Regions from separate parts of the Homo sapiens genome. Here region 2 is linked to region 1. A link is a contact called in ENCODE Hi-C or POLR2A ChIA-PET data. All regions are on one chromosome and are shown on one strand. The core of a region is the stretch at or near the end of the contact, and the rest is flanking DNA. Distances in the headings are between cores, read along the strand shown. Region 1 overlaps PHACTR4 (phosphatase and actin regulator 4). Region 2 overlaps PHACTR4 (phosphatase and actin regulator 4).

Evidence for each region. A loop is a pair of places that touch in the nucleus more often than their neighbours do. ChIA-PET counts read pairs that join two places held with the same protein, here RNA polymerase II (POLR2A). Pooled maps may share reads with other maps.
Region 2: a map of endometrial microvascular endothelial cells shows a loop between it and region 1 (5-fold over the local background). The contact joins two enhancer-like sites. A Hi-C loop is called at or near these places in 42 of 168 maps with a recorded cell type or tissue (GM12878, IMR-90, K562 and 22 more), 4 of 37 single-sample maps with no recorded cell type and 27 of 50 pooled maps. POLR2A ChIA-PET finds 5 or more read pairs at or near these places in 10 of 52 experiments (AG04449, CD4-positive, alpha-beta T cell, CD8-positive, alpha-beta memory T cell and 7 more).

The regions. Positions count from the first base shown.
Region 1 is chr1:28,414,134-28,421,012 of GRCh38, reverse strand. All of the region lies in intron 2 of PHACTR4 (phosphatase and actin regulator 4), which reads right to left. Among named protein-coding and RNA genes, the nearest start is that of PHACTR4, 48 kb to the right of the region's middle. RefSeq lists a silencer at 3,501-3,560. Within about 2 kb of position 3,497, at least 4 of the 41 ENCODE cell types and tissues checked have a DNase peak (open chromatin) inside an H3K27ac peak, as active enhancers do; they include PC-9, where a contact is called at or near this core.
Region 2 is chr1:28,467,931-28,475,512 of GRCh38, reverse strand. It overlaps PHACTR4 (phosphatase and actin regulator 4), which reads right to left. Exons shown (of 14, transcript NM_001048183.3): 7 at 1,362-1,959. Among named protein-coding and RNA genes, the nearest start is that of SNHG3, 34 kb to the left of the region's middle. Within about 2 kb of position 3,897, at least 2 of the 41 ENCODE cell types and tissues checked have a DNase peak (open chromatin) inside an H3K27ac peak, as active enhancers do; they include PC-9, where a contact is called at or near this core.

The DNA.
Region 1 (6,879 bases), core at 2,248-4,747:
TACAAAACTTAGTGTGACCAAACTGGCATCATAAACCCATTAAAAAGGGGAGTTTGTTAACTTCTTAGCTTTAATTTTTTTCTAAGTTATATTTGATCATCACTTTGTCAAATATCAAAAGCTAATGTAAGTTCTCTTCAACTATTAATGTTGTATTAAACATATATAATAAATTTAGGAATAAATGACACCAATAACTTTTCCAGTTTTTCCCATTACTTGACATAATGGATCTATTTATTTATCTACAGCACACTTCTAGTTTTATCATATGGGCTATGTTGCTGAGATCACTCCTAGGTATTTTATAATTTGGGTTGTTATTGTAAATAACTCCTTTAGATTTTCTATAGATAACAATCCTCTTTTATTTTGAGACAGGGTCTCATCCTGTCACCCAGGCTGGAGTGCAGTGGCACAATCATGGCTTGTATTAGTTTGTTCTCACACTGCTATAAGGAAGTGCCCAAGACTGGGTAGTTTATAAAGGAAAGGGGTTTAATTGACTCACAGTTCAGCATGGCTGGGGAGGCCTCAGGAAACTTACCATAATGGTGGGAGGTGAAGGAGAAGCAAGGTGTCTTCTTTACAAGGTGGCAGGAAGGAGAAGGGCTGAGTGAAGGGGGAAGAGCGCCTTATAAAACCATCAGATCTTGTGAGAACTCAGTATCATGAGAACAGCATGGGGTAAACTGCCCCCATAATTCAATTACCTCCACCTGGTCTCTACCTTGACACGTGGGGATGATAGGCATTATGGGGTTTACAATTCATGATGAGATTTGGGTGGGAAGACAAAGCCTACCCATATCAATGGCTCACTGCAGCCTCAATCTCCCAGGCACAAGTGATTCTCCCAGCCTCCTGAGTGGCTGGGACCACAGTACTGCGAGACCACTCACAGTTCATTTTTGTATTTTTTGTAGAGATGGGGTCTCACAATGTTGCTCAGGCTGCGCTCAGACGATTTGCCTGCCTCAGCCTCCCAAAGCACTGGGATTACAGGTGTGAGCCACTGCATCTGGCCTAGAGAACTGGTCTTGATCCTATCAAAGTATGTAAGCAATGTTGTAACAGAAAAAAATGAACTAGAAGGATATACACAACATTCGTGGTATGTATGGGTTGTCACTAGACAAAGGTGGTCAAAGGAGACTTTATCTAACAAGTTTTACTTTATAAAATGTGTCTTAATGTTATCAATTTTTAAATCAATTTGGTAGAAATGCAGATGTTGATATTATTTAAGTATTTAAGAATAAAAATACATTATCCTATTCCTAGGGTAACTAAAGCTTTTAACTAGAAGAGTTGAATTTTCCCATCTACAAAGATAAGCAAGCATATCATTTTCGTTCTAGTTTTTGACCTATCAAGGTAATAATTTGTAACTATTTATAGATTAGCCAGGCATGGTGGCTGCTCACCTATAGTCCCAGCTACTCGGCAGGCTGAGGCAGGAGAATCGCTTGAACCCAGGAGGCAGAGGTAGACTTCATCTCAAAAAAAGTGTGTGTGTGTATATATACACACACACATACATGTATCACTTTATATATGTTTTTTACACTATATACACATATATATTTACACTTTATATGTGTGTGTGTATATATATGTGTAAAGTGATAATATATCTACATAATCCTTAGATATTGCAATAAATCCTCTTGGGTCATATTCTTTCAATATATTTATAGATTTGACATATCAAATGGGGACAAAAACAGGCCAGCCACGGTCGCTCACGCCTGTAATCCTGGCACTCTGGGAGGCCGAGGCGGGTGGATTACTTAATTTCAGGAGTTCGAGACCAGCCTGGCCGACATGGTGAAACCCTGTCTCTACTAAAAATACAAAAAAATTAGCTGGGCATGGGGGCGGGCACCAAACAAGCAGAAAACAGCTAGCTATAAATTGGCATGTTAAAAAATGTAACTACTGTACATAGAAAACTTCCCTAGAAAAAAATCATAAAAGTAGATATATCAAAATGTTATTAGTAATTACCAATGGATAGAAAGGTCAAATGATTTAAATTTTTCTCCTTTTTTTATTTTTTGAGATGGAGTCTCTCTCTGTCACCCAGGCTGGTGTGCAGTGGCACAATCTCAGCTTATTGCAACCTCTGCCTCCAGGGTTCAAGCAATTCTCCTGTCTCAGCCTCCCAAGTAGCTGGGACTACAGGCGCACACCATCATGCCCGGCTAAATTTTGTATTTTTAGTAGAGACAGGTTTCCACCATATTAGCCAGGCTGGTCTCGAACTCCTGACCTCAGGTGATCCACTGCCTCAGCCTCCCAAAGTCCTGAGATTACAGGTGTGAGCCATTGCACCTGGCCTTAAAATTTTCTCCTTTATGCCATATTTTCTCATTTTTCTCAAAGAAATATATATTGTTTTTGTAATAAGAAAAAATAATGATTTGTTGGATTTAATCTACATGTAATTTATATAGACTTTCTACAGCTGTATTAAGTGGAATAGAACAAATGTATTTGTTTGTTTGTTTTGTTTTGTTTTTTGTTTTTGAGATGGAGTCTTGCTCTGTCACCCAGTCCAGAGTGCAGTGGCGCAATCTTGAGTCACTGCAACCTCTGCCTCCCAGGTTTAGATGTTTCTCCTGCCTCAGCCTCCCAAGTAGCTGGGGTTACAGTTGCCTGCCACCACGCCCAGCTATTATTATTATTATTTTTTTTTTTTGTATTTTTAGTAGAGTCAGGCTTTCGCCATGTTGGGCAGTGTGGTCTCAAACTCCTGACCTCATGTGATCTGCCTGCCTTGGCTTCCCAATGTGCTGGGATAGGCATGAGCCACCACACCCAGCCGGACAAATGTATTTTTCTACTATCTTTGTCAGCATTTATTTATTTAGAGATAGGGCTGTGCTCTGTCCTCCAGGCTGGAGTGCAGTGGCACAATCTCATTTCACTGCAGCCTTGACCTCCTGGACTCAAGCAATCCTCCCACCTGAGCCTCCCAAATAGCTGGGACTATAGATGTGTGCCACCATACCTGGCTAACTTTTTAAAAGATTCTTGTGTCTTTTTTTTTTTTTTTTTTGTAGGGTCTCCCAATGTTGCCTAGGCTGTTCTTGAACTCCTGGGCTCAAGCAATCCTCCCGTATGGGCCTCCCAAAGGACTGAGATTAGAGGCATGAGCCACTATGCCCAGACTGTCAGCTTTTAGTTATCAAGATTTTGCCAACTTTATAAAATAAACAGGTATACTTTCTTTTTCTCTGCTATACTGATTGATATAGCATTATAGAGCTGTCCCCTCTTATCTGTGGTTTCACTTTCTGCAGTTTCAGTTACTTGTGGTTGACTGCAGTCCAAAGATATAATATGGAAAATTTCTAGAAATAAATAACTTGTAAGTTTTAAATCATGTGCCACTCTGAGTATCATGATGAAATCTCATGCCATCCTGCTCTGTCCTGCCCAGGGGTGAATCATCCATCACCTTGTCCAGCATATCCACACCGTATGTGTTCACTGCCTGTTAATCACTTAGCAGCCATCTCAGTTGCCATATCAACTGTGGCGGTATTGCAGTGCTTGTGTTCAAGTAATCTTTGTTTTACTTATTTGTTCTATTTTATTATTAGTTATTGTTATTAAATTCTTACTGTGCCTAATTTATAATCCAAACTTTATCACAGGTACATATGTATGTATGTATATACAGGAAAAAAACAGTACATATTGGGGTTCAGTATTATCCATGATTTCAGGGATCCACTGGCATTCTTGGTCTTGGTATATCCCCCATAAATAAGGAGGGACTACTGCAATCATCTGCTTCATCAACATGAATTAAATTGTCCACAAAACCCCTGGCCTAATCACATTTTAACACTAGTCTACATAGGATTTTTATTTCTTGAGTTCCTTTGGCAAATTATATTTTCCTAGAAAATTACCCATTTCAGGGGGAAGGAAGGGGGGAACAGCAAAAAAAAGAAAAAAAAAAGCAAGAAAGAAAATTACCAGTTTCATCAGGAATTCAACAGGGTGTCAAGGTAATTCAGTGGACAAAGGAGAATATTTCCAACTTTGTACCATATCTAAAAATTAACTCAAAAAGAATCAACAACTTAAAATAAAACCTAATCTTTGGTTAAGCAAAGATTTCTTCAAGAAAACACAAAAATTATGAACTATAAAAGAGAAAATGGATTAAATTGGATTGCATTACTTTAAAAGCCTCTGAAAGCAAATAGACAAGCCACAGGCTGGAAGAAAACATTTGTATGACATATATCATCGTCTGTCCAGGGTGCATGACACATTGATAAGGGCTCAGTTTGCAGCAATAAATTCAGATGGAAACCAGTCCATGCATTTAGTCAACCTATCCCACTTGCTATGATTTTCTAGGAGTAAGACGTAGTCAGAAGTGATAAAAAGTGGTGAGAGGACACAGGCAATAGTCCAGAATGTCAGCATTACTGCCTTTCCAGGCTTCTACTACTACTACTACAGCTCATCTTTTTCTACTGACAGAAAAAATAATTACATAATATCTGTTATTCAGGTTCACAGAATTTGGTGCCTGTGTACTCTGTTTTCCTTAAGATTGGTAATTCTATCTTATGCAGAAAAATTAAAACCACTGGAAGAAACACATACAGATATGTATTGTGTGTTTACTACTGGGCAGTGGGTAGGATGTAACAGTAAAAACATGTTGACCTTTATACCCCTTCAGGAAATAAGATGACAGAGGATATTTAATATATATTTATAATAATGCTATATTAAATTTCTCATCAAGACCACTAGGAGAAAAAATGGAACTAGCATCAATTTTGGCATCATGTAATACTGGAGGAATTTAACTCCTACACCCTGAGGACCTCAAAACTAATTAAGCTTGTATTTTGTCTTTCATTCTTAAAGAGGAGGGAGGGAAGGACTATGTTACTGGCATATTTTGAGCTTCAAGTGATAACAACATAACATCAAAAATGTTTTCCCATGAACTTTGAAGTGCATTATGTCTTGAGTTTGGCTCCTTGGCAAATGTTCTTAAACAGCTAGAAAAAAACTCCTTTATAGCATCATCATAATAATTCATAAATTCAGATACAGAATAAGAAAAAAATAATTGACTTTGTTTAGGAAATAATAAATTCTATTTGCTACCTTAACAAACTACTTCTCCTATTTCCTATATGATACAAATTCTAATCAAAAGGAGGTATTATCTTATAAATTTGTTTCCAGAATGCCATGCATATGAATAAAGCCTTTGCAACTAGCTTTAAATTCAGAATGCAAACTGATAATCTACATCTCATTAAACAATCACCAAACACACCCAAAAAAGTATTTTCAACAAGTCATGTTCATATTTATACAAGAGAGGGTATATAGAAACTTAATGAAGTATTCAGATGATTTAAAACATTTTGGGAAGGCAATTAGTATGCAGATCCTCCTCCACCTCAAAAATCTTTAGAAGGAAGTCACAACTCAGTACTTTTAAATAAGTGATATGCTAGGGTTTCAGTCCCTTTTGTTCTGGTATGCTCTTGGGAGAATGACTGTTAACTCCATAAGCAGTTGAAAAGGGAGGAAGAAAGCAGAAGCACGAATTAGCTATTTTTGAAAGTAGTGGGGTGTGGAGCATCATGGTAGCACAAATTCTATGCACATCCTCTCTGGATCCTTCCTTCACTCAGCACTTATGTACAGTGTAGCCATGAATTTTTTTCTTTCTTTTCTCTCTCTTTTTTTTTTTTTTGAGACAGAGTCTCGCTCTGTTGCCCAGGCTGGCGTGGAGTGGCGTGATCTTGGCTCACTGCAACCTCCGCCTCCCGGGTTCAAGCAATTCTCCTGCCTCAGCCTCCCAAGTAGCTGGGACTACAGTAGCACGCCATCATGCCTGGGTAATTTTTTGTATTTTAGTAGAGGCGGGGTTTCACCTTGTTGCCCAGGCTGGTCTCGAATTCCTGAGCTCAGGCAAACCGTCCACCTCGGCCTCCCAAAGTGCTAGGATTACGGGGGTGAGCCACCGCGCCCAGCCTAATTTTTTCTTTTAACTGGTAGTATACACCAGTATAGGTTAACAAGTAATACATTCATTGTATTTTATCCAGGTCTCTGAAATGAGATGAAAGGGAGGTGACCTAAAATCAGGAGAAGCAAGGTAAAAGCTGTTTGATTCCTCTATCACTTTCCCTACTCCATGATCTTCAATGTCTGTCCTACACTAACTCTGGCGGAATTTTGGAATCTGTTTTCCAAGAAAGTGTAAAGCAAATGGTCTCTGGAAAGGGGTCGCAAAAGGCAACTGATGGTAGGGATATGGTACAAAAAATGGAAGGGGTTGGGTGCAATGGCTCATGCCTGTAATCTCAACTTTTGGGGAGGCCGAGGTGGGAGAATCACTTGAGCCCAGGAGTTCAAGACCAGCCTGGGCAACATAGGGAGACTGCATCTTTACAAAAAGTAAAAAAATTAGTCAGGCATGGTGGTATGTGCCTATAGTCCCAGCTACTTGGGAGGCAGAGGTGGGAGAATTGTTTGAGCTCAGGAGGTCGAGGCTGCGGTGCTTTTTTTTTTTTTTTTTTTTTTGAGACAGAGGAAGACTGACCCCAAAAAATAAAAATAAAAAAATAAAATGAAAAAGAAAATAAGGCCAGCTGCAGAGGCTCATGCCTGTAATCTCAGCACTTTGGTAGGCCGAGGCAGGCGGATCACCTGAGGTCAGGAGTTCGAGACCAGCCTAGCCAACATGGTGAAACCCTAAAACTACAAAAATTAGCCAGGCAGTGATGGGTGCTTGTAATCCCAGTTACTCGGGAGGCTGAGGCCAGGAGAATCATTTGAACCCAGGAGGCAGAGGTTGCAGTAAGCTGAGATGGCGCC
Region 2 (7,582 bases), core at 2,648-5,147, 54 kb before region 1:
ATTTAGAGATGATATAACTAAAGAGCAGAAGGCTTCAGTAACTTAACACTACTATAAGCTAAGAGTGGTAGTGCTGCAATTTGAACCCAGGGCTATCTCACTCCAAGGTGAATGCTCTTAAGCACAACATTATACAATGCCTTCCCTGTAGTATATAAAACTAGCGGTTGTAATTTTTCATGTACATAATTTTGTAAATTTTGTGTCATCACAAAAATCTCCATGAAAAAAAAAAAATCACAAGAGTAAAAAATCAAAATTTGGCCAGGCGCAGTGGCTCACACCCATGATCCCAGCATTCTGGGAGGTTGAGGCAGGCAGACTGCTTGAGCCCAGGAGTTCAGGGTGAGCCTGGGCAACATGGCAAAATCCCATCTCTAACAAAAAATATAAAAATTAGCTGGGTGTGATGGCATGCGCCTGTAGTCACAGTTACTCGGGAGGCTGAGGAGGGAGAATTGCTTGAGCCCAGGAGATGGAGGTTGCAGTGAGCCAAGACTGCACCACTGACTCCAGCTTGAGTGAGAGAGTGAGAACCTGTCTCAAACATAAATAAATAAATAAATAAATAAAAATAAAGTTTTAAGGTAAGATTAAAAAAAGAAAGAGTCCAAATTCTATAACTTATTCTTTTGGCAGAGTATTCTTTGTACTTTAAATTTATTCACAATGCTGGGCGCGGTGGCTCACACTTGCAATCCCAGCACTTTGTGAGACCGATGCAGGTGGATCACCTGAGGTCAGGAGTTCGAGACCAGCCTGGCCAACATGTTGAAACCCCATCTCCACTAAAAATACAAAAATCAGCCGAATGTGGTGGCACATGCCTGTAGTCTCAGCTACTCGGGAGGCTGAGGCAGGAGAATCGCTTGAACCTGGGCGGCAGAGGTTACAGTGAGCGGAGATCGTGCCACTGCACTCCAGCCCGGGTGACAGAGCAGGACTCCATCTCGGAAAAAAAAAAATTATTCACATTTTCTTTTTTTCTGTGAGACAGAGACTCGCTTTGTCGCCCAGGCTGGAGTACAGTGGCACAGTCTTGGCTCACTGCAACCTCCACCTCCCTGTTAAAGCGATTCTCCTGCCTCAGCCTCCCGAGTAGCTGGGATTACAGGTATGTGCCACCACGCCTGGCCAATTTTTGTTATTTTCATCGAGACAGGGTTTTACTGTATTGGCCAGGCTGGTCTTGAACTCCTGACCTCAGGTGATCGGTCCATTTGCCTCAGCTTCCCAAAGTGCTGGGCTTACAGGTGTGGGCCACTAGGCCCGGCCCACATTTTCTTTTTATAAGTAATTTTTTCCAAGCAGGGCTATCTAGAGTAAAGGAGAAATAAGAGGCAAGCTTTAAAGGCACTTACACTTTTAGCATTTCAATAGTGATGGGAAGAGACCTGGTCCGACCCAGCGTACTGCTGTCCTCAGAAAAGCTGTCACTGTTTTCAAAAAGCAACGAATGAGCTCTGTGAGAACCCTCCAGAATAGGAGTCATGGGAAGTGGGCTGGTGAGGGCCTGCTGGATTCGAATATGCAGTGGGAGTGGAGGCAGCCTAGAGGGTATATGGGGCTCCCCAAAGTTCTGGTCCAGTATCCTCTTGGGGACTTCCTTTTTCTGATCTTCCTGCTGGGGAATCTCCTGGTGTAGATCTAAGGATGGTGGAAACTCAATTTCTGGCACAACTTGAAAAGTCTTAGCAGGGAATGGAGGGGTGCGTGGAGGCTCTGGAGGTATATGAGTAGGCAGTGGGGGGGACGGAGAGCGAGGTGAGATCATTGGTAGTAGTTCCGAGCCCATAGAACACGTGCTCTTCTCTCTTTCATCACTTGGTGTTTTTGTGGTGATGGCAGCAGCAGACTCCAAGGTGGGTACTGAGGTTGATGGAATGCCTCTCTTAGGTGGTAAGGGTGGGGACGGTTTTGATAACAATGTACCACTGTTTATTGCTTGGGACAGTTCAGCTGGAAAAGAGAGAGCAACACATCAATTTCACGACTTTCCAATGCTTTGAAGGGCCGGCCCAGGGCCTAGAATTAAAGTTGAGTTCAGTTTTAATCTTTTAAGCAAGTTAAATAATTTCATAGTTTTGCCATTCCCTATATATTTTATCCTGAAATGAAGTTTATATTTATTCAAATAGAAGGCTTAATAAATGTACAGAGGTGTAGGAAGACTGATGAGTAGCTTACTTCATTGCTATGGCAACAGATATGACAATTTTTTTTTTTTTTTTTTTTTTGAGACAGGGTCTCACTCTCTCGCCCAGACTGGAGTGCAGTGGCGCGATCTTGGCTTACCGCAACCTCTGCCTCCCGGGCTCAAGCGATACTCCTGCCTCAGTCTACCAAGTAGCTGAGATTACAGGCGCACGCCACTACGGCCCGGCTAATTTTTGTATTTTTAGTAGAGGCGGGCTTTCACCATGTTGGCCAGGCTGGTCTCGAACTCCTGACCTCAAATGATCCACCTGCCTTGGCCTCTCAAAGTGTTGGGATTACAGGCGTGAGCCATGGCACCCGGCTGACAACTTTTTGTAACTTGATCTTGGTGTAGTTAATATGAATAGAGACAAAAAAAATCTGATAAAAAGTTATCTTGTGGCTGGCACGGTGGCTCACACCTGTAATCCCAATACTTTGGGAGGCCGAGGTGGGCAGATTACTTAGGTCAGGAGTTCGAGACCAGCCTGGCCAACATGGTGAAACCCCGTCTCTACTAAAAAAAAAAAAAAAAAATTACAAAAATTAGCTAGGTGTGGTGGTGGGCACCTATAATCCCAGCTACTCAGGAGAGGCTGAGGCACGAGAATCTCTTGAACCTGGGAGGCGGAGGCTGCAGTGAGTCAAGGTCATGCCACTGCACTCCAGGCTGGACAGCACAAGACTCTGACTCAAAAAAAAAAAAGTTATTTTGTATAACAGTACTCCATTAAAAAATTTAAACATTCAGATAGCATAAAATAAGTATTAGTGGGTATTGTTACCATATCCTGATAATGGTATCTAGATATCTTAGCTCTGTGTTATAAAACTGTCAATACTGACATCTTGAATTTTTATAGCAATTGCAAAGTCCTTTGAAGAAATCAAAGTGTTTTTTGTCCTTGAAGTCATATTCTCCTTATACCACCTGAGGTGACAGGGGAAAAAATATAGCATCTTTACCATTTTTCAGAAGGAAAAGGCAAGGCCACAGAAGCTAGGTGACTTTGCCCAAGATCATACTACAAACTGGCATGGACTCAGCTGGTATCCAAGTCTCTGACTATTTGACTGCATCCTACTGTCTCTAATTTTTTTTTTTTTTTGAGACGGAGTCTTGTCGCCCAGGCTGGAGTGCAGTGGTGCCATCTCGGCTCACTGCAAGCTCTGCCTCCCGGGTTCACACCATTCGCCTGCCTCAGCCTCCCAAGTAGCTGGGACTACAGGCGCCCACCACCACTCCCGGCTAATTTTTTGTGTATTTTTAGTAAAGACGGGGTTTCATCATGTTAGCCAGGATGGTCTCAATCTCCTGACCTCGTGATCCGCCCGCCTCGGCCTCCCAAAGTGCTGGGATTACAGTCGTGAGCCACCGCGCCCGGCCTACTGTCTCTAATTTTTATTGGTATGCACACCTCTTATGTTCCCTTTGCACCTCAGCTTCCCATGTTCACTCTCCACTATATCATGGGCTCCTTGATGGCAGGGCAACCTTGTCTCCATCAACATATCATCCACAGGGCTGTGCACAGTACCTGGCATCTAGTGGACCCTCAATATATGTTTATTAGATGAGAAGCCTTCACCCTGTATCATGACAGTATATATTCCTATAGTTTCACCAAAGCCCACAATGACTCAGCAAAGGTGTTGGTGTTGTTTCAGCAAAGTCCCTTTGGAGGGCTCCAGATGACCTGTAAGAAGTGGATCATCAGATCACACAGGAGTAAAACTGGTAAAGTAATTAAAGGGTAGTTATTTTTTCCCTGCTGACAGGAAAAAAAAAAAAAAAGTAGTTCTTTTGATCACCAACCTCTAACCTTCTACTCAAACCCTTTAGTTTCATCCCACTCAGTATTCTCAAACACTCTCAAAAACTTCCCTTAAATAAAACTGTATTTGTCCTAAATCTCCAAAATTGGAGATGTTCAAAGTAAAAGGCTAGCTAATTATTTTTTTCTTTTTTGAGATGGAGTTTCACTCGTTGCCCAGGCTGGAGTGCAATGGCGCCATCTCGGCTAACTGCAACCTCCACCTCCTGGGTTCAAGTGATTCTCCTACCTCAGCCTCCTGAGTAGCTGGGATTACAGGCATGTGCCACCACGCCCGGCTAATTTTTTGTATTTTTAGTAGAGATGGGGTTTCTCCATGTTGGTCAGGCTGGTCTTGAACTCCCGACCTCAGGTGATCCACCCGCCTCGGCCTCCCAAAGTGCTGGGATTACAGGCATGTCCGCTTTGCCCGGCCAAGGCTAGCTAATTTTATAATTCTTTTTTTTTTTTTCTTTTGAGACAAGGTCTCCCTCTGTTGCCCAGACTGGAGTGCAGTGGCATGAACAATAGCTCACTGCAGCCTCGATCTCCTGGGTTCAAGTGATCCTCTTGCTACAGCCTCCCAAGTAGCTAGGACTACAGGCCCATGCCCCCATGCCTGACTAATTTTTTTAATTTTTAGTAGAGACAAGGTCTCACTATGCTGCCCAGGCTGGTCTTGAGGTCCTGGGCTCCAGTGATACACCTATCTCAGCCTCCCAAAGTGCTGGGATTATGGATGTGAGCCACCACACCCAGCCTCTTTTCTTTTTAAATTTATTTTTATTTTTAAATTAAATTAATTTATTTTAGACAGGGTCTCACACTGTGTCACTGGAGTGCAGTGGCGCAGTCACGGCTCACTGCAATTTTGACCTCCCTGGGCTCAGGTGATCCTCCCACCTCAGCCTCCCAAGTAGCTGGGACCATAGGCATGTGCCACCATGCCCGGCTAATTTTTGGGGGGGGTATTTTTTGTAGAGATGGGTTTCTCCATGTTGCCTAGGCTGGTCTCAAACTCCTGGGCTCAGGTAATCTACCTGCCTCAGCCTCCCAAAGTGTTGGTACTACAGGTGTGAGCCACTGTACCTAGCCTTTTCTTTTTTTTTAGAGACAGGATGTTGCTCTGTTACCCAGGCTAGAGTGCAGTGGTGCAATCATAACTCACTGCAGCCTTGAACTCCTGTGCTTACCCAATCCTCTTACCTCAATCTCCCAAGTAGCTAGAATTACAGGCACATGTCACCATGCCCAGCTAATTTTTAAATATTTTATAGAGATGGGGTCTTGCTACGTTGCTCAGGCTGGTCTTGAACTCCTGGCCTCAAGTGATCTTCCCACCTCGGCCTCCCCAAATGCTGGGATTATAGGCATTGAGCCACTGTGCCTGGCCTAATTTTGTAATGTTTTAATGTCTCTCATCATAAATAATTTTTTTTTTTTTGAGACAGAGTCTCGCTCTGTTGCCTAGGTTGGAGTACAGTGGTGCAATTTTGGCTCACTGCAACCGCCACTTCCCGGGTTCAAGTGATTCTCTCCTGCCTCAGCCTCCTGAGTAGCTGGGATTATAGGCATGCACCATCATACCCAGATCATTTTTTGTATTTTTAGTAGAGATGGGGTTTCACCATGTTGCCCAGGCTGGTCTCAAACTCTGGGCCTCAAGCGATCTGCCCACCTCGGCCTCCCGAAGTGCTGGGATTACAGGCATGAGCCACCATGCCTGGCCCCATAAATAAATTTTAAAAAAGGCTTTCTAGAAAAACACTGCATACACACACAAAAAGATTCTAAAAATGTGAATTTTAGGAGCAGTGAAAGAGATATTTTTGGAAAGATTGGATTTTTGCTGATTCTCTAAAAATAGCTGTTAGCTATTCCATCTACAACAAAACTCATTCCTGATGAGACCATAAATGAATATTTTTACTTTTGAATTAATAAAATAAATTCTATTTGGTAATTTGAGGAAGGCATATATGTTAAGGAAGTAAATTCTGGTATATATACCCTGACAACAGCATCTGGCTGTAGTTCTGTGGAAAAATTTCAGAGTGTTTCTGGGATGGGTAATAATTCCCTTTCACCCGTTCAGCTATTGCTGGTGGTTTTTCCTTAGTCGTAATACTCCATGTTATATGGATGAGAAGACAGTAGTACTTCTGAAGCAATGATTTCCAAACTTTTGGATTTCAGTGACCAAAACAATAACAAAAATCTTGATCAACCTCAGATTGTTGGTTTTTTTTCTAGTGTTTTTTTGAGGTTGTCATTTTCTAAGATTTCCAAATAAGGCTTGATATTAAGTAAACCATTTATGATCATAATCCTTTTGTGAAAGAAATGGCATTTTAACACCAAAGGATTAGGAAGGTTGTAATTTTAGAATAAAAGAGAGTCCTTTAAATTAAATCTATTTAGCTCTAAGAAATGCTCTGTGAACTGTTCTATTTTTCTTCTTTTGTTGAGGACCCCTCATGGACTAATACTGATTCCTCAGTTACAAGGTCTATTGTTTTGGGCTATTTACCTCAAGCTAAGAATGAGCTCTGCAGTTTAGTCCAGGGTATCATACACAAATTATCATTTTATATGTTGCCTTAACTTGAAAAGGGTGGTATGCCACTGGTGTAGAGCAGAGGCTCTTAATGTGTGCTCCCTGGAGAGCAGCATCAGTGTCATCTGGGAACCTATTAGAAAGGCAAATTCTCAAGCCCATCCCAGGCTTACTAAAATCAGAAACTCTACGGGTAGTGTCCAGCAGTCTGTTATCATAAGCTTTCTAGGTGATCCTGAGGAGAACACCAGTTTGCAAACACTACTGTAAGGAACAGAGGTCTGGACCTGAGAGTTGAAAAGCCTATGTTCAGTTTCTATCTTTCACTAACTACAACCTTCTTCTTTTTTTTTGAGATGGAGTTTTGCTCTTGTTGCTCAGGCTGCAATGCAGTGGCACAATCTCAGCTCACTGCAACGTCTGCTTCCCACGTGCAAGCAATTCTCCTGCTTCAGCCTCCCGAGTAGCTGGGATTACAGGTGCCTACCACCATGCCCGGCTAATTTTTTGTATTTTTAGTAGAGATGGCGTTTCACCATGTTGGCCAGGCTGGTCTTGAACTCCTGACCTCAGGTGATCCACCCGCCTCTGCCTCCCAAAGTGCTGGGATTACAGGCATGAGCCACTGCGCCTGGCCTACAACCTTGAATGAGTCACAATGTCTTCATGTTCTAATTGCCCTACCTATGGAAAAGATAAAATTGGTTTCCTGCAGCACAAGGTAGTTTTGAAAATAAGTATGTGAAAGCTCCCCAAGTTCCTCACAGATAAGTCAACATGACACTATCCATCCAAAGTGGTGGTAATAACAACTTCATCCTGTTTTCATCAAGCTACTCCAAACTGTCATACTCATAAAATATTCTAAGCCTGTTTTTCAAGGTTTGAATCACTCCACCCAACATGGTGATATTAAATATTTAATGAGTATAGTTTTTATTCATTCGTTCAATCGTGAACAAGAACTTTAAGCAATACTAAGCCTAGTATCATTTTTCCTGAAAAAACTATATTT